2 separate regions of the Homo sapiens genome follow, and region 1 is linked to region 2. A link is a loop called in an ENCODE intact Hi-C map of the cell type or tissue named here. Cell type or tissue: Caco-2. All regions are shown on one strand. Each heading gives the region's core, and the rest is flanking DNA. Links, peaks and the distances in the headings are about the cores only.

Evidence for each region. A loop is a pair of places that touch in the nucleus more often than their neighbours do. Peaks named below come from ENCODE experiments on the same cell type or tissue, not always from the same donor. Only the 100,000 strongest peaks of a DNase experiment are listed, where the experiment ranks them.
Region 1: it touches region 2 in a loop (6-fold over the local background); 10 of 110 quality-filtered maps call a loop at or near these places.

The regions. Positions count from the first base shown.
Region 1 is chr6:99,609,121-99,620,172 of GRCh38, forward strand. It overlaps PRDM13 (PR/SET domain 13), which reads left to right. Exons shown (of 4, transcript NM_021620.4): 3 at 67-187; 4 at 3,913-6,442. The coding sequence ends at 5,639. Among named protein-coding and RNA genes, the nearest start is that of PRDM13, 7.8 kb to the left of the region's middle. RefSeq lists silencers at 4,468-4,687, 5,398-5,447 and an enhancer at 4,854-5,402. In Caco-2, for the core only: a CTCF peak has its summit at 5,721; no DNase peak of the experiment used is centred there; H3K4me3 peaks cover 1,418 bases; H3K27me3 peaks cover 115 bases.
Region 2 is chr6:99,462,993-99,474,044 of GRCh38, forward strand. It overlaps USP45 (ubiquitin specific peptidase 45), which reads right to left. Exons shown (of 18, transcript NM_001346022.3): 10 at 5,545-5,626; 11 at 3,680-3,771; 12 at 2,088-2,144; 13 at 1,612-1,755. Among named protein-coding and RNA genes, the nearest start is that of PNISR, 43 kb to the left of the region's middle. In Caco-2, for the core only: a CTCF peak has its summit at 4,728 (motif pointing right); no DNase peak of the experiment used is centred there.

The sequences.
Region 1 (11,052 bases), core at 1,663-9,662, 150 kb after region 2:
TCTCAGTTGCTTTTTGACCGATTACCCAGGAAATGACATTGAACTGTTCTATTCCTTGCGTCCCAGATCTTCTACCGAGCATTGCGAGACGTCCAGCCAGGGGAGGAGCTGACAGTGTGGTATTCTAACTCCTTGGCTCAGTGGTTCGACATCCCCACCACAGCGACTCCGACTCACGACGAGAAAGGTACCCATTCCAAAAGCGTGGATGGGCAAAAGTCCAGCCCTCCTCCTCCTGTCTTGAAGCGAGTCCCTAGACATAGCTCGATCTATGTAAAATGGAATTCACATTCCCTGTATTTCAAGGCAAAGAGGAGAGAGGTCGCCACTACCTCCTTAAAATCAACCATAAACGATAACAGTGATAGTAGCAATCTGGCTCACAATGGCAGGGGAAAAAGTAGGCTCTATGAACTTAATGGGGCCATCCTTTTTCTGTTGCATATTCAAACAGACCATTATTTACTCAATTAAAATAAAAAAAATTAGGCGCGGTAGCTCACACCTGTAATCCCAGCACTTTGGGAGGCCGAGGTAGGAGGATCACTTGAGGCTAGGAGTTCGAGACCAGCCTGGGCAACATAGTGAGACCTCTGTCTCTACAACAAAAAAATAATTAGCCAGGTGCGGCGGTACATGCCTGTAGTCTTAGCTACTCAGGATGCTGAGGCAAGAGGATCACTTGAGCCCAGGAGGTCAAGGTTCCAGTGAGCCGTAATGTTACCACTGCATGCCAGCCTGGGTGACAAGTGAGACCCTGTCTCAAAATAAATAAATAAAAATAAAAAATAAAAAAGGAGCCTTAAGTTGTTGTTACAGTAATTACATCATGAGTTCCACAGAGTATAACTCAAACCTGGAATGCTTTTACAAAGTCCATGGACATTTCTTCTCCACTGGCTTTCCAGGAGAGCAGTGCATTTCTACAGCATTTTAGAAGTATTACGGTACTTACAGCTGGTCAGTTGGCAGGTACTGAGACCCTTCCATTTAAGTGGCATTTATTCATTTCCCCTTGCCTACTTAAGTTGAATCTGGGATGTATCCCAGTTTCTTCTCAGATTTATTTGATCCCTTCAAAGCCAAGAGCGGATTTATGCAAATTAAGGTGCAGTAACTAAACAGAAAAACATTTTTAAACCTACCCTTGAACACTGAAGAACACTTCCTGTGGAAAGAAGTCTAGGAGGTGCTAGAATAGTTGAGGTTTTGGAGACTTCCTTTTCACACACAAAGCTTCCATGGCTTTTTTTCTTTGACAATTGTCTGTAATTTCTCCTAAAGACACATTTAACATCAAAATAATGAATGCTGTGAAATATTCTAACATGCTGTCTTCCTGAATTGCCTGCTCAATCTCATCCCTTTAGAAATAGGTTTAGAGAAATCAATACAAGTATGTGAATTAGGAAACACTTCATGAATAACACAGAATGAAGTTTATTCAAAACAATGAATCACTTTAAAGTATCATCGTCCTCTGTAAGTTAATTCTGTTTATTTTGTAGGTATAGTATTCAAATTATCCTAAAATAGTTTGTTCCTTGCATCACATTATATTACATTCTCTTGTCAACTTCTTCCAGTAAAAAGAGAAGTATAATAAAAGCCACATAGTGGAGAACTCTCAAATCTGCCACTATAGAATTTGGCGGGCCACTAACCTTTAGAAGCCAGCCATTTCTACAGAGAACACCCTTTCTTAGGTAGTCCCAAATAGTACAAAAGCAACTGGAATAGCGGTCCTTGTGTTTTCCTTTCAGCCAATTGAGCTTATAAACATCATATGGTAACAGATGTCAAAATAAACATTTTTTTTTTCTGGAGGTGAGAAGGCATGGGTGATTTTGAACCCTGACTTCCCCAGCTTGGAGAAGTTTGAACTCTTGACCACCTTAGAGTTACATGAAGAGGAGGCAGTCACTTGTTAAATGTATTTGATACTCTTGGCATGATTTGGATCTCAGAGTCTGGAGAATATGTCAGTTAGGATAACTGAAAAAAAGTATATATTAAACGTATGCTGCTTAAAGCTTGGAAAGAGGAAGAAATAAATAGGGATGGCTGCTATCCTCCTAATACTAGCTAACTTCAGTGGGTTTCAATTTCATAGTAAGATGGAGGAAAATACTGCCCCCTCATTTTAAGAAAAAAGCTTATGTGGCTTTGCATTGAGCTGAGTCATTCTGCGGCAGACTCTGAAAACTCCCTCTTTCAAAAGGGGTGATGAGAGAGAGAAAGGCTCTGAAGTTAGAAGGAAGTTATTTAAGACAACATACCCACCAAGAGAACCCAGGAGGTCTATTCTCTCTTTTTTTCACGATTCATTTTACATGAATGTTCAGTACAAGGTAACAGAATATTGAAATGGTTTTATCTAAGACTTCTATAAACGATTAGGGTAGGGTGTCATAGGCAAATACTCTTCTCCCATTTTTCTTTCTGCTCTCCTTGGACTCAGTTGGAATGCAGTGCTTATCACTTGAGTTTTCACAGGTCTTATGGGGTAGGGGTGGGAGCTACTTGTGTTATGCAAACCCAGAAGTTAATATACATAAAGGGAAGAAGATCTGGAATTCTTCCCTATTGTTATTTCTGTAGTAATATTTCAGAAGTTTGAGCTGCTCATATATGCAGAGGGAGAATTTAACTTTCCTGTTAAATTTTATGAGACTGATGTATATTTTGGATATTTCCTTGCGGTTCAACTAACTTCTTTCTCAGACATCTTTCCCTTCAGTATTATCAATCAACCACATTTTAAAAGAAACCCAACTGCAAGATCATTTCTCTCTACAGCAGTAATATGACCCTTTTAAGTGGAAATTAACTTCTAGTATGTGATCAGAATGTCTCATATATGTGTCTCTTGATTGTGTTCACAAACTCGGGCAAAATGAATAAACTAATGCTAATAATACTAAACACATAAAAAGATTTCACACCAAACACGTATATAGTGCCCGGTAGAGAATTCTGCACTTATTAAAAGCTGAGTATCTATATTTATTTATCGATCTATATCATTTATATATATTCATATAATAAAAAACTAATATATTTTCTCCAAAGACTTTACTAAGCTTGGATTTGTGCAGCTATCTAGGAGTTAATTAATTACCAAGTGGCAGACAAGACAAGACAATGCAACATCATCCTTCTTAGATTATCATCACCCTTTTTAGAGTATCAGGGCATAAGAATTTTTTCTTTTCTCCCAGCAAATTAAATGGTGTTAAAGAGGAAATAAAGATACAAATAATTTTGAAGAATGGCAAATCATAGTCCCTATGTGGTCCTTCAGTTGGTCACGCTCCAGGAAAACCTCAGGCAAAGTGTTTAAGGCTGGAAGGGGGTGGAATGGGTGGGTAGGGGACACAAAAGACATTGTCCTGTGAAAAGGAATGATTACATATGGCCTATACATACAGGATATTGTCTCGCCTGGTAATGAGGCGCTCACGACCATTAGATTGGTCTTTGTTCAGCTTATCCAAACTCCTTGACATACGCCACCTATTCTGCAAACGCCAACAGATGGGCCCAGGCACTGCACAGCCTCAACACTTGATTTAAAGCAACAGCTGCTCTTTGCTCTTACACGGCCAGCCTGCCTGAGTGCTGCCCTTCCAACGAAGATTTTGCTCGGATGGCCTGGAGGAAGTCTTCGTTGGAAAGGCCCCGTCACCTTTTTTGGCCTCCGAGTAGTCCCAGAGGATGGAGACACTGATAAGGATTGGCCATTTGGGGCTTTTCGGGGTCCTCGATACAGTAGGGCTACCGAACTTATATTTCACCCTCTCCCCACACCGCTAGTCGAAACTTGGGCTTTGCCTTGGGTGCACTGGCGCTTTCTTTATGTCTCGCTTGTTCGCCTCTCACCGGGTCGCTTTTCCATTCTTTCTTGCCCAGGGGAGGAGCGCTACATCTGCTGGTACTGCTGGAGGACGTTTAGATACCCCAACAGCCTTAAGGCACACCTGCGTTTCCACTGCGTGTTCAGCGGCGGTGGAGGCGGCGCCTTCCTGCACCACGAACACGCGGCTCGCCAAGGCGCCGTCCCAGCGGCTGATGGCCTCGGTCTCTCCCCAAAACCCCCGGCGCCCGATTTCGCCGCGCCTTCCCAGGCAGGAACTTTGCGACCCCACCCCCTGGGCCCGCCACCAGTTCAGGCCTGCGGTGCGCGGGAGGGCATCAAGCGCGAGGCCTCTTCCGCGCCCTCGGCCACCTCGCCGACCCCAGGCAAGTGGGGGCAGCCCAAGAAGGGCAAGGAGCAGCTGGACCGTGCCCTGGACATGAGCGGAGCCGCCCGAGGACAAGGGCACTTCCTCGGCATCGTGGGCGGCTCCTCGGCGGGGGTCGGCAGCCTGGCTTTCTACCCCGGCGTGCGCTCAGCTTTCAAGCCCGCCGGCCTAGCGAGGGCGGCGGCGGCCGCTCACGGCGACCCCTACCGGGAGGAGAGCAGCAGCAAGCAAGGAGCCGGCCTCGCTTTGGGCAGGCTGCTGGGCGGGGGCCGGGCGTGCGGGCGCCCCGGGAGCGGGGAGAACTCGGCGGCGGGCGGCGCGGGTCACCACCATCACCACCACGCGCACCACCACCACCATCCCAAGTGCCTGCTCGCTGGGGACCCGCCGCCGCCGCCGCCGCCTGGCCTGCCCTGCTCTGGGGCCCTGCGCGGCTTCCCTCTGCTCTCCGTCCCCCCGGAAGAGGCGTCCGCCTTCAAGCACGTGGAGCGCGCCCCGCCCGCAGCCGCCGCGCTGCCAGGAGCGCGTTATGCGCAGCTGCCCCCTGCGCCGGGGTTGCCCCTCGAGCGCTGCGCGCTGCCGCCCCTCGACCCGGGCGGTCTCAAAGCCTATCCGGGTGGTGAGTGCAGCCACCTGCCCGCCGTCATGCCGGCCTTTACAGTCTACAACGGGGAGCTGCTCTACGGCTCACCGGCCACCACCGCTTATTACCCGCTCAAATTGCACTTCGGCGGGCTGCTGAAGTATCCGGAGTCCATCTCCTACTTCAGCGGGCCTGCAGCGGCCGCCCTAAGCCCCGCCGAGCTGGGGTCGCTGGCCAGCATCGACCGAGAGATCGCCATGCACAATCAGCAGCTGTCCGAGATGGCTGCCGGGAAGGGTCGCGGACGCCTGGACTCGGGGACGTTGCCACCGGCCGTCGCGGCGGCGGGAGGCACCGGGGGCGGCGGCAGCGGAGGCAGCGGCGCAGGTAAGCCCAAGACCGGCCACCTGTGCCTCTACTGTGGCAAGCTGTACTCGCGCAAGTATGGGCTCAAGATCCACATGCGGACGCACACGGGCTACAAGCCACTCAAGTGCAAAGTCTGTCTGCGGCCCTTCGGCGACCCCAGCAATCTCAACAAGCACATCCGGCTGCACGCCGAGGGCAATACGCCCTACCGCTGCGAGTTCTGCGGCAAGGTACTTGTGCGCCGCCGGGACCTGGAGCGACATGTCAAGTCCCGCCACCCTGGCCAGAGTCTGCTCGCCAAAGCGGGCGACGGCCCGGGTGCCGAGCCCGGCTATCCCCCGGAGCCTGGGGATCCCAAGAGCGACGACAGTGACGTGGACGTCTGCTTCACAGACGACCAGAGCGACCCCGAGGTTGGGGGCGGCGGGGAGCGCGACTTGTAACGAGTCTTCCCGGGAAGGGGCGGGGTGAGGACAGAGAGGAGTCGAGGGTTTATTCTCGCAGTAGAGGAACTCCTGGTGGTGGGAAGAGGGACCCAATGGACAAAACCGTTTTTGTTTTTGAGAGGGCGCCAGATTTGAAACAGTGAGAGGTCCCACATCTGGTGCTGAAACTCAGAGCAACAGTTCAGAGGTGGCGTAAATCTGGCCACCTGGAGAGCTCGAGTGCCACCAGTACCTCCGCACCCCGGGCCTCTGGACTTCTTGGATGAGCTCACCCTGAACCGCCCAGGCGGTCTGCTCTTGGTGTTCAGAATCACATCAATGCGAACGTCACAGCGCCTTCGAGGGCGCAGATTTTAACTGCCACGTATTTTTAAGTTGTACTTTTCTGTGGAGGAAATTGTGCCTTTTGAAACGACGTTTTGTGTGTGTATTTCACGTTAGCATTTCATTGCATAGGCAAAACACTAGTCACAATTGGGTAGATGTGACATCCATATACTTGTTTACATTTTATCTGTTCTCATGTCAAAGACTACTCCTTGCCCCATTGAATATATAGTGGTAGCAGGTGTACAAATTGGTCAAGTTGCAATTATTTATGAGAAAATAATGATAAATGTAAAATATCTAAAGCATGAATCTAAGAGCACGCAATATATAATTTTAAAGAAAATATTCTATTTGGTAGAATACAAATGTGGTGTGTGTTGTTTTATAATGACTGCTGTACAGTGGGTATAGTATTTTGGTTTTGGTTCCAGATTGTGCAATCTTTAAGAAAAATAAAGATACAAACGAGAGTTTTGTTCACTTAGTGATTTCAGCAGATATTTTAAAGAAGTAGTTTAATTTGAAAACAATTTGCGAGGAGACTGCATAATAAAATAAATCATTGGAGACTTGAATACTTTGAGTATTCATAAAATAATGTTAAGCAGTGTTGTATTATAACAGGGAAATATACCATTTTCAATATGTGCATTTCACAGGCTCCCAAACATCAGGCAAAACAATTGTTTCCTAAAACTATTGTTAATCATGCTAAATGTTTTCATGTTTACTGAAAGAAGTTCATGACCTTCAAGAAGAAAAAACCCACATATTGTCAAAAAAAAAGTATGGAACTGTAGAATCACTATTTCTTGTTGTGCTCCATTTTGACAGAACTTTCCTTGGGAAGCAAGAAAGGAAACTTGCTCAGTGTCTTTTATGATTCATATATTTTATTATTAATTCAACAAATACTAAAGGAGGGTCTGTTTTGTTGGAAGTGCTGATCTATTTGCTTTACTCATAAGTTTCTTTTTCCCATGTACTTCTTCCAATGGTCTTCTGCTGTCAGTATTGGTCCTATCTTACAGAAAAGAAAGCATACTCTTTAAGGACACTGGGGTGCCCATAATTAGAACAGCAAAATTAGAAGCAATGACTATATTTACTGGTTTTAAAAAAATGCTAGCTAATGGGCAGATATCATAAAGAATATAATTTTGTTGACTAAAATTGGAAAGCACCCATCTTCCTCCCCATATACACTCTGGGGAGGATTTCACTGTAGAAAGTGGAGGATCAGTCAACCTCTTAGCTAAGGGCAGGTACCCGAAGGGCCCATGTCTGCAGCACTTTTCAGAGATCAGTTTGAAGATTCTGGCGAGTCACCCAAGGGTCTGGATGTGACTCTGATAATTTAACTCAGTTAAAAATGCCCATTATTTTCTGAATCCTGAATGATTTGCAAGTCTTCACCTTTCTTCCTGTTGGCAACACTGCTTTAGTCAGCCGGTGGCTGGCAGGAACATTTTCTGGCACATCACAGCAGGGGGGCATGGATAGGGGAGGGCATGTGATTTCTATTGGTGGTGATCTGCAAGATTTCTTCTATGAGAAAATGTATGCTAGGAATTATAGGTTTTTAGTGTCAGCTGACCAGAAAATGTTTCACTTTGTAAAAGAAAGCTAACAGAGAGAGAGAGAAAAAAAAACTATCAACATGTAAATATGGTGACAAAGATACTACCATTTATTGAGGACCTATACTGTGCCAGGTTCTTATGCAACTTGCAGCTCTTTCCTTTCCATGGAGGAGGACCATCAGCTTGCCCCACCAGGTTCACAGTTCATCACACAGAACTAGAAGTGAATTAAAGCATCTGCCTGCTAAATCACCTCCAAGAGCCCAGAGCTTCTTGCTGCCTGCTTAGTATTGTGGTCCTGCCCTTAGAAGCAATTATTGCTTCAAACCAAATCGTCCACTATAGAAGAATATTGGAAAAGCTTTTCTGAAATCAGAGCATATGAGTTCTTAAGGAAAGTGACAAAGGCTGCCCAGATTTGAAACATGGGAAACATTTTATCAGCTATAACAGTATTGCCCCCTTCTCCCATTTTCTGGCTCAGTACCAACTCCTGTAACTTCTGAAAATAGCTCATAAAAATAAATTAAAAATAAGCCGGTGGCAGTGGCTCATGTCTGTAGTTTCAGCAACTCAGGAGGCTGAGGCAGAAGGCTAGCTTAAGCCCAGGAATTCAAGGCTGCAGTGTGCTATGATCATGTCTGTGAATAACTACTGCACTCCAGCCTGGGCAACATAGTGAGACCCCATCTCAAAAAATAAACCTAAAATTAGTTTGGTTAAAGGATATACATTTAGAATTTAATAAAACAAAGGACCCAGTATTCTGTTTCCCCTTTGTGAATTGATATCTTCTAGACGTTGTTAAAATAGATTCCAATACAAAAAAATTGAACAAAGTGTCTCTTAATCAAAAGTCATGTGTAATTCTCCATAGGTTGCCTCAATAACCCATGTATTTGTTCATGTATGTGCATAATATCATACATAATGCCATTATTCATTTTAATGACAAAGTCATATCAGTGATATACAATCAGGAACAATAACATTGTTTATTTTAAGTGCCTCAGTTGAATTAGTGTTTCTCAGATTATTTCTTTCTGTTTCCTATCCCCTTCTCTCTTCTCCCTGCCACCCACCATTCAACTCTTCTTATCTTGGTGACCACAACTAACTTTGAGGGTTATGCTAATGCCACTGGAAGTTTCTGGGATTCTAACTGAATATTTTGTACCAAAAATTTTTTTTAAAAGATAGGAGGTGTATTCATTTTCTTTAGAAGTGAAAGACTCTAGATTGCTTGAACCTAGTTAGTTTGGGCATTAAACTGTTTTGTTAACCTAAATACCTCAGACAGACCTGGGTTCTAGTCCTGCCTCTGTCACTTAGTAGCTTTGCATCTTGGGCCAGTTTCTCTATTGCCTCAATTTCCTCACTTGTAAAAATAGGGCGAAATAAGCAATAGGATAGTTGTGAACATCAAATGAGTTAACGCAGGCCAGCAGCTCAGATCACACCTGACGCATAGTGAGCTATCAAACGATATATATATTTTTAAAAAACCCTAAATTCTAGCAACTCTTTGTGTTTTCATTTCGAAGATATCAACCTAAGGAGATAAGGGTTGATAGCCTTGTATAACACTAGCATCTTTTTGCAGAACACTCTCCTCTTGGTTCACTTCTAGCCCCCAACTCACATCAGCTTCAGTAAATAAAGGCTTTCCATGCTTTTGCTAAGGAAAGACTTCTTCAGACCTCTTCCTTCTCAGGCCATCTTTCCATTTTAAGCTGAGACAAAGGTTCGAATAGTTCATAGAGGTCAATTGCGTGGTAAAAATAATTCTCGTTTGTTTTCACTAATTTTTGAAAAGCTTGGCTGGGCATTGAGGGATGAGCTTAAGCAGAAGAACGCAGCGGAGGTGAGCGCGCGTGCATGTCTTCCTGAGCCGAGCATAAGCCGCAATTCCGCAGGACTCTACTCAGGGAAAAGTATATTTGACGTCTAGACTCTGAGGGAAGGACGGGAGTGGCTAGAACTACCGTTTGGCGGAGTTACGGGAGTAGTGATAACACTGCTGGTGGGGTTCCAGAGCCGAGAGGGCGGTGATTGGTTGAGCCGCGTTACTCCGAGCGCTCCCATTGGTGCATTCCTTGGAGCCAGGGTTGCTATTGGTGGCGAGCTGGCCGCGGCGAAAGAACCCCGGCCGCTTGGGCTAGTGCGGCGGCGGCCAGGCGGAGCCGGAGGTGAGAGTGCGAGCAGCGTCCTGTGGCGTGGCGACCCCTGGGCTCACAGCCTCGCGCTCCCTGGGCTCACAGCCTCGGGCTCCCTGGACTCACAGCCTCGCCCTCCCTGGGCTCACAGCCTCGCGCTCCCTGGGCTCACAGCCTCGCGCTCCCTGGGAATAGGGGTTTCTGGGGTCTTGTTGGGGCAGAGGTGCGGGAGTCTCGCCGCGTTTAGGTGGACAGTCCAGGAGTCCTGCTGGAGAGGAGGACCTGGGAAGACCCGCGATGCCGGCAGGAGGACGGGAGAGTTTCAGGCGTAACTGGTCTTTGTGGAAACCGCCCGACCCCGCTGTGGAGGGGAGCTGCGGCACCCGCGCCGTGCGCTCTCGCCATCTGCCGCCTTCCCAACGGGAAGAGGGCAGAGGCGCCGGCGCCATCGCGAGGTCAAGCGTGACCCTTGGCCACCCAGGTGTGAGTTGTGAAGAGGAGGACTCATCAGACGGCTGGGCCAACGTGTTTAGTTCCAGAAGGAGCGTGGCGCTCGCTCTGGGCTCGGCGACCTCCCTACAAAAGATGAAAGGAGGGCTTCTGTCATATGCGACTGTAGTTTAATTCAAATTAAGCCGTTGTACCACAGACAACTTGTTAATGCCTTTAGCTTGCAAACCCTCCAAGAGTCCTTCAAAAAGGGACCGAAAGTGGGTGGACTACACATATGCATGTAACCCCTCTGAAGGCACTAGCTTTATTTCAAGTACATTTTAATTATTTAAAGTTTAACGTTTCATGTAAATGGCCAATAAAGACGAAATCATGAGTTCATTAAAGAATATAAAAGTCAGATTTTTTGGTAATTTGAGTTAAACAGATTAAGAGAAATGTTTTCAAGTAGAGTGAGGAAACTACTAAAAATGAAATAAATATCCAAACATCATGAGCGTTCTCTACTTTTTTTCTATCCATATATACTTTTGCATAATTTGATATTGCAGGAAATGGCTGCAAATACAAATTTTCTATTCTTAATGCTGGTAGTGCAGCAGTTTTCCTGAAAGTTACTTTAAGTAGAGAATGACTTTCATGGCAAGTTGTATTTGAGTGGGAGACACTTAAATCTAGTGATTTGAGTAGAAAGCCTTAGGTGGAAATGTCTTATGTGACAGGAGATATAGTGGAGATAGATGCAATAGCAGATGGCTTTACATAACAGCGAAGGTCAAAGATTGTTTTTAATCTTGTTTAAATCCCTGGAAAAAAAAGGCAGAGAGATAAGATTCTGTACTTGACACTGAGCAGTGGATTCCTGAATTGTCACCTTAAGGGAAATGG
Region 2 (11,052 bases), core at 973-8,972:
AATTAATTAATTAATAGAGTAAGTTAAATTTAATATTAATTTGCCAAATTAATACAAATCATTTCATATAAAAAAGTTTTTTTTGCTGAAGTATAAGTTCAGATTGATTTCTTTCCATTTTCATGGGATAATACAACAGCCAGGTATGTCCCTAGTGAAATAATAGGTCTAGACAATGGTTACAATGATCACCATTTCATGGAATAATTTTCCATTTTCATGGGATAATTCAACAACCAGGTATGTCCCTAGTAAAATAATAGATCTAGACAATGGTTATCAGTGACTGGTAATATCATAGAGAGACATAAAACATTATGTGCATCTAGCTGATGGAAGTATACATGCCACCACCTAAAAGTTTTCTTGCTAAAAATTAAATAAGTAATTAAATCTGAACCTAACTAGGCCTCTAGATCTAAATGTCTCAGAGGAGAAATAAAGGTGACAGAGGAATCTGTTAACACCATGCTGCTGAAAAAAAGGACCTGATTTCTTCAGCAAATAAACTGCAAAGGAGGAAAAAGAGGGAGAGGGAATCTGTAGATGAAAAGAGATTTAAGAGACATGGCAATCATTGGGAGGCTGAGGCGGGTGGATCATGAGGTCAGGATTTCGAGACCAGCCTGACCAACATGGTGAAACCTGGTCTCTACTAAAAATACAAAAATTAGCCGGGTGTGGTGACATGCGCCTGTACTCCCAGCTACTCAGGAGGCTGAGGCAGGAGAATCGCTTGAACCCAGGAGGCAGAGGTTGCAGTGAGCCAAGATCGCGCCACCTGGGCAACAGAGCGAGACTCCATCTCAAAAAAAAAAAAAAAAAAAAAAAAAAAAGAGGCACTGCAATCCATAGACCTCTTTTAAATCCTAAAATCCAAACTTTAGAAAGCAAAATAAAAAACTAAGTACTTATGAGACAACTGCAGAAATTTAAATAATGACTGAATCCTTATTTATTTATAATGAATTAATATTTTTGATATGATAATGGTACTGTGGTTTTTGGTTTTTAAGAGTATCCCTCGGTTAGTGCTGGGCGCAGTGGCTCACTCCTGTAATCCCAGCGCTTTGGGAGGCCGAGGCGGGCAGATCACCTGAGGTCAGGAGTTCGAGACCAGCCTGACCAACATGGTGAAACCCCGTCTCTATTAAAAATACAAAATTAGCCAGGCGTGGTGGCACATGCCTGTAATCCCAGCTACTCAGGAGGCTGAGGCAGGAGAATCGCTTGAACCCAGGAGGCGGAGGCTGCAGTTAGCTGAGATTGCACCATTGCACTCCAGCCTAGGCAACAAGAGCAAAACTCCGTCTTAAAAAACAAACAAACAAACAAAAACTCTCTTGTAGAGATACACATTGAAGTATATGATATATTTGGGATTTATTTCAAAAATAATCTGGGATTATCCAAAAATAGTCTGGGATGGGAGGAAGGGGAGGATGTGGGATATATATAGTTAGTATACAAGTAGCCAAGTTGATAATTATGAAGCCAAAAAATGGGTACATGAGAGTTTATTACACTATGTTCTCTACTTTTAGATGTGCTTGAAACTTTTGTTAATAAACTGTTAAAAAACAGACGTCTAACAGATGCTTATGGTCTTACCTTATCTTTAGATGAAGAATGCTTCTTGGCAGCTCTAGGTTGATGAATATTTTCTATAGTAACATTGCCACTGTATCGATCATGATCTGTCTCCCGTAAACTTCTATATTTATTCATTCTTCCCCAAAGTAAAGGTTTTGAAACCTATGTAAATGCCACATACAGAAACCAAAACCTCTTTAGTAAATAAATTCTGGATGTCCTCATCTTAAAATTTTTGACTGACTTGAAATACAAAAAATTAACAAATTATCAAAATAAAAAGTGTTTAAGAGTTTAAATTCCTTGAGAATAAAAACCATCATACTTTATGCATACTTACACAAACCCCCAAATCAGACTCAATTATGAATACAAACTCAATTATATATAAAAAATAATGACTCTCAGATATCTGGTAATATACTCAACAAATGTTTAAATAAATGATTAAATGTTCTTCACCAAAGCTTCATCATTAGTTTTCTTCTCCTTACCCTTTCTTCTATTATAGGAAGTGAAATATCAATGAATGGATCTTTCACCGTGGAGATCTTAAAAGGAAAACACATTGAAAACTTCAGTTAGAATTCTAATATAAACATACAGTTTTGTAAAGTACAAAGAAATCAAACTTCCCGGGCAACCTAAAATTTTACGTTAAAAACTGTTCCTGAAAAAAATAGCAATTTAATTGGGTATTGCAGCACATTGTTAATCAAAACAAGATATTCTCAAACATCAGTGAATGGTGATCCAATTGAATTTTATATTACTGTCAATATGACTGGCCTGTAATATTTAAAATAACTTAAAAAAACTGTTTAATAAAACAGATTAACTAAAGAGACTAGACATTTTTGGTTAGCTTAGGGCTGTAACATAAGTAAACTATGAAATGTTAAGAAAAAGCCATGAAAAAAAGCAGAGAGCTTGGCTGTGTTTTATAGATTCTTTAAGATAATTTTGTTTTAAAAGATACTCTCTATCTTGTGAGAGAGAAAACAACTTCTGTGTTGAATAGTCTAGAAACTTAAATAATCATGGTCATGCATTCTGTGTTTCAATGTGACAGGCTAGAATGAGATATATTTTATAATCCTGCTTCTTTAAGGCTAGAGAACACAGAAAAATACTCATAATCTGGGACAGGAAAATGAATAAAGGCTCCTTTTACTATTAAAATCTAACAGAAATTTAAACCTATCATACTCTAAGTCATACACTTACAGAAATATTCCTTGCCAAGCAATTGAAAATCTACAAAAAATTCATACATGCTTTAAGTTGTTAAAGATGGCATTCAAAATAAAAATTATTAAGTTCAAAGTGAGTGAAGTCTACACAAAAATCTTTAATACGTCATATAAACTTTAAATCAAAGGTGATATAACCACCCTAAATTATGTTAATACATTAAGTTATTTCTATTGGAATTAGTTTTTTTTTTTTGAAACTGAGTCTCGCTCTGTCACCCAGGCTATAGTGCAGTAGTGCGATCTCGGCTCACTGCAACCCTGCCTGCTGGGTTCAAGTGATTCTCCTGCCTCAGCCTCCCGAGTCATTGGGACTATAGGCACCCACCACCATGCCTGGCTAATTGTTTTGTATTTTTTTAGTAGAGATGGGGTTTCACCATGTTGGCCAGGCTAGTCTTGAATTCCTGACCTCAAGTGATCCGCCGGCCTTGGCCTCCCAAAGTACTGGGATTATAGGCATGAGCCACTGCACCCAGCCTGGAATTACATTTTAGGGCACTGCAACGTAGCACAGTTACTCTCTTCACAGAAGTTTTTCTCTCACTTCAAACAGATAGCTAATGAATTTCAGTATATTAAGATAGGCTAAAACTGCCTCATAGGTGTGTCATGAGGAAAAATAACACAAAAATACATTTACTTTTAAAAATATATAAATTATCACATTTACTTTCTAGGAGTGTAGCGTATAAAAAGACTTTCAAGAATCATTATGTAATCATCTGTCAAATTTTAAAAATGACTGCCAATGATTATATGTGAAAGAAAATATAATAAAAATGATGTGATTGTAATCCATTCCATGCTGAATTGAATTCTAAAGTACCTACATTTGCACATTCTTCACACATGACCGTGCTAGTTAATTCACCAATAAAGATCCGATCTATGAAGTTCATTTTCACACCTTCTTTTCCATATGCTGTAAAAATCATACTTTTTAATGCAAAAAACATGTCAACCATCCATCTAGCAGTATAATAGGCTATCTTCTGGTTATTCAAAAGTAATCTGAATAAGATATTCTGTACTACATTTAATAATACATTTTACTATACATACAACATTCTAAAGTCTTTCTCCTTTACAATTTTGTAGCAGATTTACGACTATCAACTACTTTAGTCTCCAAGAAATAATGAACTATTCTTAAGAGGTAAAACAAAACAACCACTATTCGTACCACACCTCAACCACTCCCATTAAAACTTATAAAACCTCATGTCTAACCAATAAGTACCCAGAAGAATGGAAAAGGAGATTATGCTATCAGGACTACGGATGCCAGGATCACGGCTATGAAAATAACAGTCGTAAAAGGCAAGTGTAAGGAATTAACATAGGTAATTAAGAACTCAAGAACATGGTTATATTTTTAAAAGTTAAAATTATTCTGCTCAGGAAATATTTATAAATTAAAAAAATGCCAATGACTTAGTTTAAAATAACCTGAGGTTGGGAGAAAATGGATTAAACATAAACCATGAACGCAGTTTAAGTTGGGTGACAGATATAAAGGGCTGCATTATGCTATTCTCTCTACTTTAATAAAAATTTGAAACTTTCCATCATAAACCATGGGAGGAAAAAGTATATTAACAAACCTATTCACCCCTCTTTCAAACTTCTTTTTTGAGCCTCTATCTTCAAGTTTCATACAAACAATATTCAAAATCATTTAAAATATTAGAGCACTGAATGACAGAAAACATGTGAATATATCAGTAAACATTAATTAAAATTGTATTTAGAAATACTATAATAATAAAGATATTTCTTCTAGAAAAACTAAAAGGGATTGGAAATAGTACAAAACTGGAAAGAGGGGGAAGAAAAACGGGGCTGTTATTCTAAACATCCACGAGATGGCACTATCTCAACACAAAAGAACAAGGCATATTTGAGCAGCTACGTTTTTTAAAAATCTTGAACCCTTAATTACAATAAAGTGCACAGTAACAATGTGTGTATGTTTGCAAATTATAGACCTGTAGTACATACATTATAAAACCACAAAAACAAAAGTTAGAAAAAAATACAAATAATATTTTTAAATGTCTTCTAAAAATCACTTCATGCTAACATTAGTTAGTATCTCAATGCAGAATATACATTTAGGGCAAGGTATATAAACCCTATATAGTATTGATAATGATAAATAACCAACTTTGATTAGGTAATCATCATTTGGGGCTCATATTTTTATGGATGAATAGCAAACACTAGGAGTAGGCAAAGTGCACTTACACTTGACTTACCAGCACTCTCTTCAATAAACGGTTTATTTGCAGGAGTCTTTGGAGCACTTAAACATTTTGTCTAGTTACATCTAAAAAATATCCATAAATCCATTGATCCAAACACATGTCAAATGATACAATATGATACATATGAACTTCCAAGTGTGGTTGCTACTTTCAACAACCTTTCAAGTTTCCCTTAGAAGACCTCACATAAAGGTATCGGTGTCAATCTGTATACTTGGTATAGCTTTATTCTTATAAATTCACATGAATACATTCTAGCATTTTCTATGTTCCACTAAAGTATTTTTCAGACACTGCAGCAACTACGTCCTCCTTTTAAAGCCACTACTTTGGTGGATTAGTTCACATAATGTTCAGTTCTTTTTCCAACTAAAATAAAATTTTAATATTTTCTTAAAGAAAAAAGTTTTAACAAAGAGTCAACATACCTTTGACTTTTTTTCTAGTTTCATCATCAGCAGTTTTAGTAGTTGGGTTGTTAAATGCTTTTAGAATGCTAGCTTGTATTCGCTGTAAAACAAAGTTAATAGATTCTGGTCTAATAATAGTTAACTCAGGCCTCATCCTCCTAATAAAAGTACTTTCAAACAGCAAGGTACACTGTGGATTTCAGTTCCCTAGTTTGAAAATAAAATGACCAAATTTTTTAAAAAATGTAATTTCTTCCAGGTCTCAAATTCCATGAATAGATTGCTCTAATGTCAAATTTTCCCAAGTAAGAGTCAGAATTTTTACATTTAGGTTCTCTCTTGGATTTAATGTATTTTTATCAGTGTACAAAAAGCAAGCAGCCTAGTCCTGTTGCTTAGCATAAATTAATTTGCCCTCTTTCTTCCTTCTCCCTCTCTCTAAAATGACACTTCTTAATTAGGACCAAAAAAGAAAATAGACCATATGAAATTTATTGTCTATGAAGACCTTTCTATATTAAGAAGCTATCAAGCTGGTTACTATAATCTCTATGCTATGTGGACTACCTCATTTATATACACATATAACTAAAGTCCAAATTTATCAATTAATGTCCATAGCAAGAAGAATCCCCCAAATTTTAATTATGGTTTTACTTGAACTTAGTTGTCAATAATGATTATGTTTTCAGCAGCTCTCAGTAAATGACAAGGTTTATATTAACTATTTCTACATCTCTTGTGTATGTTTTAGGAAAGATCCAATCTCACAGAAAAGTTTCAGAATAAAACTACATACTCCAAGAATAAAACTTAGTAAGTGACCTTTTAACATTAACTATGCCCCTAATTAGTGGATGAATTTTGTCTTCCTAATTCAGATTATGACAGTAGGATGAGGGAAAAGTTTAATTATCTTTCCAAAAAATATATATATAATTAATATATATATAATATATATATATATATTTTTTTTTTTTTTGAGAGTCTTGTTTTGTTGCCCAGGCTGGAGTGCAGTGGTGTAATCACTGCCCACTGCAGCTTTGACTTCTCTGGGTTCAAGTGATCCTACTGCCTCAGCCTCCCAAGTACCTGGGACTATAGGCACACACCATGACACCTGGCTAATTTTTAAAAATTTTTTTGTAGAGATGGGGTTTTGCCATATTGCCCAGGCTGGCCTTGAGCTTCTGAGCTCAAGCAAGCCACCTGCCTCAGCCTCCCAAAGTGCTGGAATTACAGGCATGAGCTGCCACACCTGTTTTTTGTTGTTTGTTTGTTCGTTTTGTAGAGACAGGCTCTTCCTATGTTGCCCAGGCTGGTCTCAAACTCCCAAAGTGCTGGGATTACAGGTGGTGCCTGGTCCTTCCTATCTTTTAATTGGAAAAGATCACTATGATATATTAAGTGAAAAAAGACAAAGTACAAGTTATATATATGGTATATGCCACCTTTTGAATAAGGAAAAAAAGAGCATAAAGGAAGAAAGACAAGAACACGGGATATAAACAATGGCAAAGTCAAAACACAAGAGAGGCAAAGGGATCTCCCAGGAGCATGGTTAGGAGGAATTCCAGAGTGACACCTATACATCAGATATGAGAGGTAAAGAACCCAGATTGGAGCAATGAGACTTATGAATCAGAAATATTGTCAACACCAACATCCCCTTCTGCCATTATAACATGCTTTTAATCTAAGAACACAATATTATATGGAGAAGGAGGTGATCACATTCTTATTCTCGCTCCATGCCCTGCTGCCTGGATAAGCAGAAGACACTCATGACCCCCAGAATTGTTCTGCTGTGTATGATTTATGTTTCTTCTGTGTATGATATATGTTTTTTAACACATCCTCCTCCAACAATTGTGAAACCGAGTTTCACTTATTACTAACTGGCCTGTGATTAACACATTATATTTCCTATAACTGTTCACTGTCCTCAAGCATATTTTGAAAATTAATACAAGATTCAAAACACTTAAATATTTTACAAAGTAGGGGATAAAAGCAAACATAAAGCAATTCATACCGTGTGACACAAGTCCTGAAATACACTTATATACTATAAAGAAATCAAACAATAAAATGTCTCCCAGAAGCTATTAAATACTGAAATAATCTCCAATTCAGACTCAATAAATTTGAAAGTTGATATAATTCAGACATTGTCTAAGCTAAAGTTGGCTTTTACACCTTGAAAAAAGAATTTATTGAACTAAAGTAAGCAAATTGGAATTGTGTAAATTCCATGCAGGAGAAATATTTAATGAACTTAAATGAAAAATTCCAATAAATACCAATGTTCACTCGCAAATATTTCAGATAATCATAACATTTCAAACAACTCAAGAGAAATACTTCTAACTCAACTCAGTCTGTAAATTTATCCTACAATTTAAACATTTTACTAATTCAGACATGATTTTTGATATGATTTAATGAAACTTTGCTATATATCCTGAAATGTCATATCACTCAAAAGAAGCTAAGAAGTTACCAATTCAAGCAGCAGGAAAAAAGCTAAAAAGCTGTGATTACACTCTAAAAAGAGTAAAATGAAATTGTTTACATTATTAACTTTTAAATATTAGACTTTTGCTTTTTAATTTTGATCCTAACCGTGAATTTATATTCTCTACTCCAAACTGTTTAAAAGTCAATTAATAGGTAATTCATCAAGTTGAGGAAAATAAATGAGTTTACGTCCATATACAATTCCTCATTGTTAAGAGTTGTGCTTTGAACAATTTAGGTTAAAAGAAAGATACATACTTTGGTCAGGGAGCTGTTAATAACTGTAGCACTTAATCAATTAGCAGTATCAAGGTTCAACTATTTCAGATCTCCACCTTATACTTTAAAAACAAGAATGAAAATAATGTACAGTTTTAGCTGAGATATTCTGTCTTTAAAATAATTCTAACCAAAAATATATTACAGTAATAAATCTTGAAGATAATAAAAATATAGTATCATTAATTTAGTGACTGTGCAAATTAAAAGGAAAAAACAAAGAAGCATAAATGTATAAATTAAAAAGACTGCCTTATAAAAGAACTACTTCTAGGAAATTTGATTTTGTACATGAAAAATTTACAATTTCTGCACAAATGATCCTTTAAGTACTATATTCAGCAAGAGTATATTCCTCAATGTTGTAGTTCAGAAAAGACTTTAATGAAACCATATGAAAGGAGGTCAGTAGTTTTTCATCATTACTAAAAGATTCTGGTGGCAGACATAACACTGTAGCCTTCCTTCAATCAAGAAACACATGGCAGTGACACCCTACAACAACAGCATGATTAACAGCTGTGGAGTTCCCAGGCCAGACAATGCAGCTCCTGCCCTGATACTGTAGCTGACCGTCAGGACTGTCCTCGCTTATGAAATTGAATAGATCCACAGACTTGACATTTTAATTTTACTGCACCATTTAAAGCCTTCAAATAGTGCAAGAAAGATAAGAGCTTTCAAAACCAATGTGTCCTGCTGGGCTGCCTAAGATACTGTGCATCCCAATGCACCATTACGACTAAACAATAATTTAATTATAACAAAGACTGCTATCAAATTATAGAGGTAAAACAGAAAAAAGTGACAGGGATATATTTTACTTTTTTTATAATATCAACAGAAAAAAAACCCCAAGACATAATTTTAATCCATTCACATGACTTTTAACTTCACTTACTAATTTTTTTTTTTTTTGAGAACGTGTCTCACTCCCTCACCCAGTCTAGAGTGCAGTGCCGCGATCACAGCTCACTGCAACCTCCACCTCGAGTTCAAGCAACTCTCCTGCCTCAGTCTCCTGAGTAGCCAGGATTACAGACACGCATCACCATGCTTGGCTAATTTTTGTATTTTTAGTAGACACGGGGTTTCACCATGTTGGCCAAGCTGGTCTCGAACTCCTGACCTCAGGCGATCTGCCCACCTCAGCCTCCCAAACTGCTGGGATTACAGGAATGAGCCACCATGCCCAGCCCACTTACATAATTTTTAATTCCATTTAATGATACATGACCACCACATAGTAAACGTATTCCTGCAAATCATGGGGAAAAAAATAATTCTAGCAATTGATAAATCTGAATTAATCTTAAAGTAACTCATATCATCTGTAGGCCCATTTATTGTTCACAATACAAAAAGCAACCTGTTCCCACCGTGCCAACATGCATCTACCCCTCAACAAGAAGAGCAATATACCATAATTATTGAATCCAATTTAATACTTTTACAAATAGTAAAATAATTGTGGTTACATTTTAAATAGCAGACTTAAAATCATTATTTCTACTGACTACAGATGTCCAAGCATTTAAACTTCAATCAGCAGTATTTTATAGAATTAGAAAGATCATTAGTTTGGGAGTCAGAAAGACTTGAGTTTGAAGCTCAACTCTAAGTATCAGTTCCTAGCTCTAAGAAAATGTGATCAAATACTAGCTAGGGGACTACGCTAATATCCTCAATGGTTAACTAATTATAAATCTCTTTTTTTTTTTCTTTTTTAGACACAATGTAGGTAAAACAACACAGTATTATCCTGTCGGTTTATTAGTTTATTCAAATACAACATATTCAAAATAATTGCAAATCACAAAGAAACTAGCTAGTATAACATATAAGAATAATTATTTTGATTTCTTCCCAATTCAAATTCTCAAAAAAAAGTTGCGTTTAAGGTTAAGCACATACAACTCATTCAAAAAACATTCACAGGGAGCCCGGAGTGGCAGCTCATGCCTGTGATCCCAGCACTTTGGGAGGCCGAGGCAGGCAGATTACTTGAGGTCCGGAGTTCGAAACAAGCCTGGCCAAAGTGGTAAAACCCTGTCTCTACTAAAAATACAAAAAAAAAAAATTAGCCAGGCTTGGTGATATGTGTCTGTAATCCCAGCTATTCAGGAGGCTGAGGCAGGAGAATCACTTGAACCCAGGAGGTTGGAGGTTGCAGTGAGCCGAGATCACAACACTGCACTGCAGCCTAAGCAACAGAGCAAGACACTGTCTAAATAAATAAGCAAGCCTAGTCAACATGGTGAAACCCCATTTCTACTAAAAGTACAAAAATTAGCTGGGAATGGTGGCACACCCTGTAATCCCAGCTACTCGGGAGGCTGAGGCAGGAGAATCACTTGAACCTGGGAGGCAGAGGCTGCAGTGAGCTGAGATCATGCCACTGCACTCCAGCCTGGATGACAGAGTGAGACCCTGTCTCAAAAAAAAAACAAAAAAAACAAAACACACACACACACACACACACACAAATTCACAGAACATCTACTATGTGCAAGGCACACAGGACAGAGACAATACATAGTACCATTCCTCAAAGAGATCACAATCTAAGAAAGCTGACAGATAGGGACATAAATCTAAATAGAAAGTGGTAGGGTTTATGATCAAATATGTAAAAGTAGAGAGGTGGCAGAAAAGGAATGACACCTCTAAAAGCTGAATTCAATTAGCTTAATAAGAAAGTCAATAAACAGACAATTAAAAATAGGA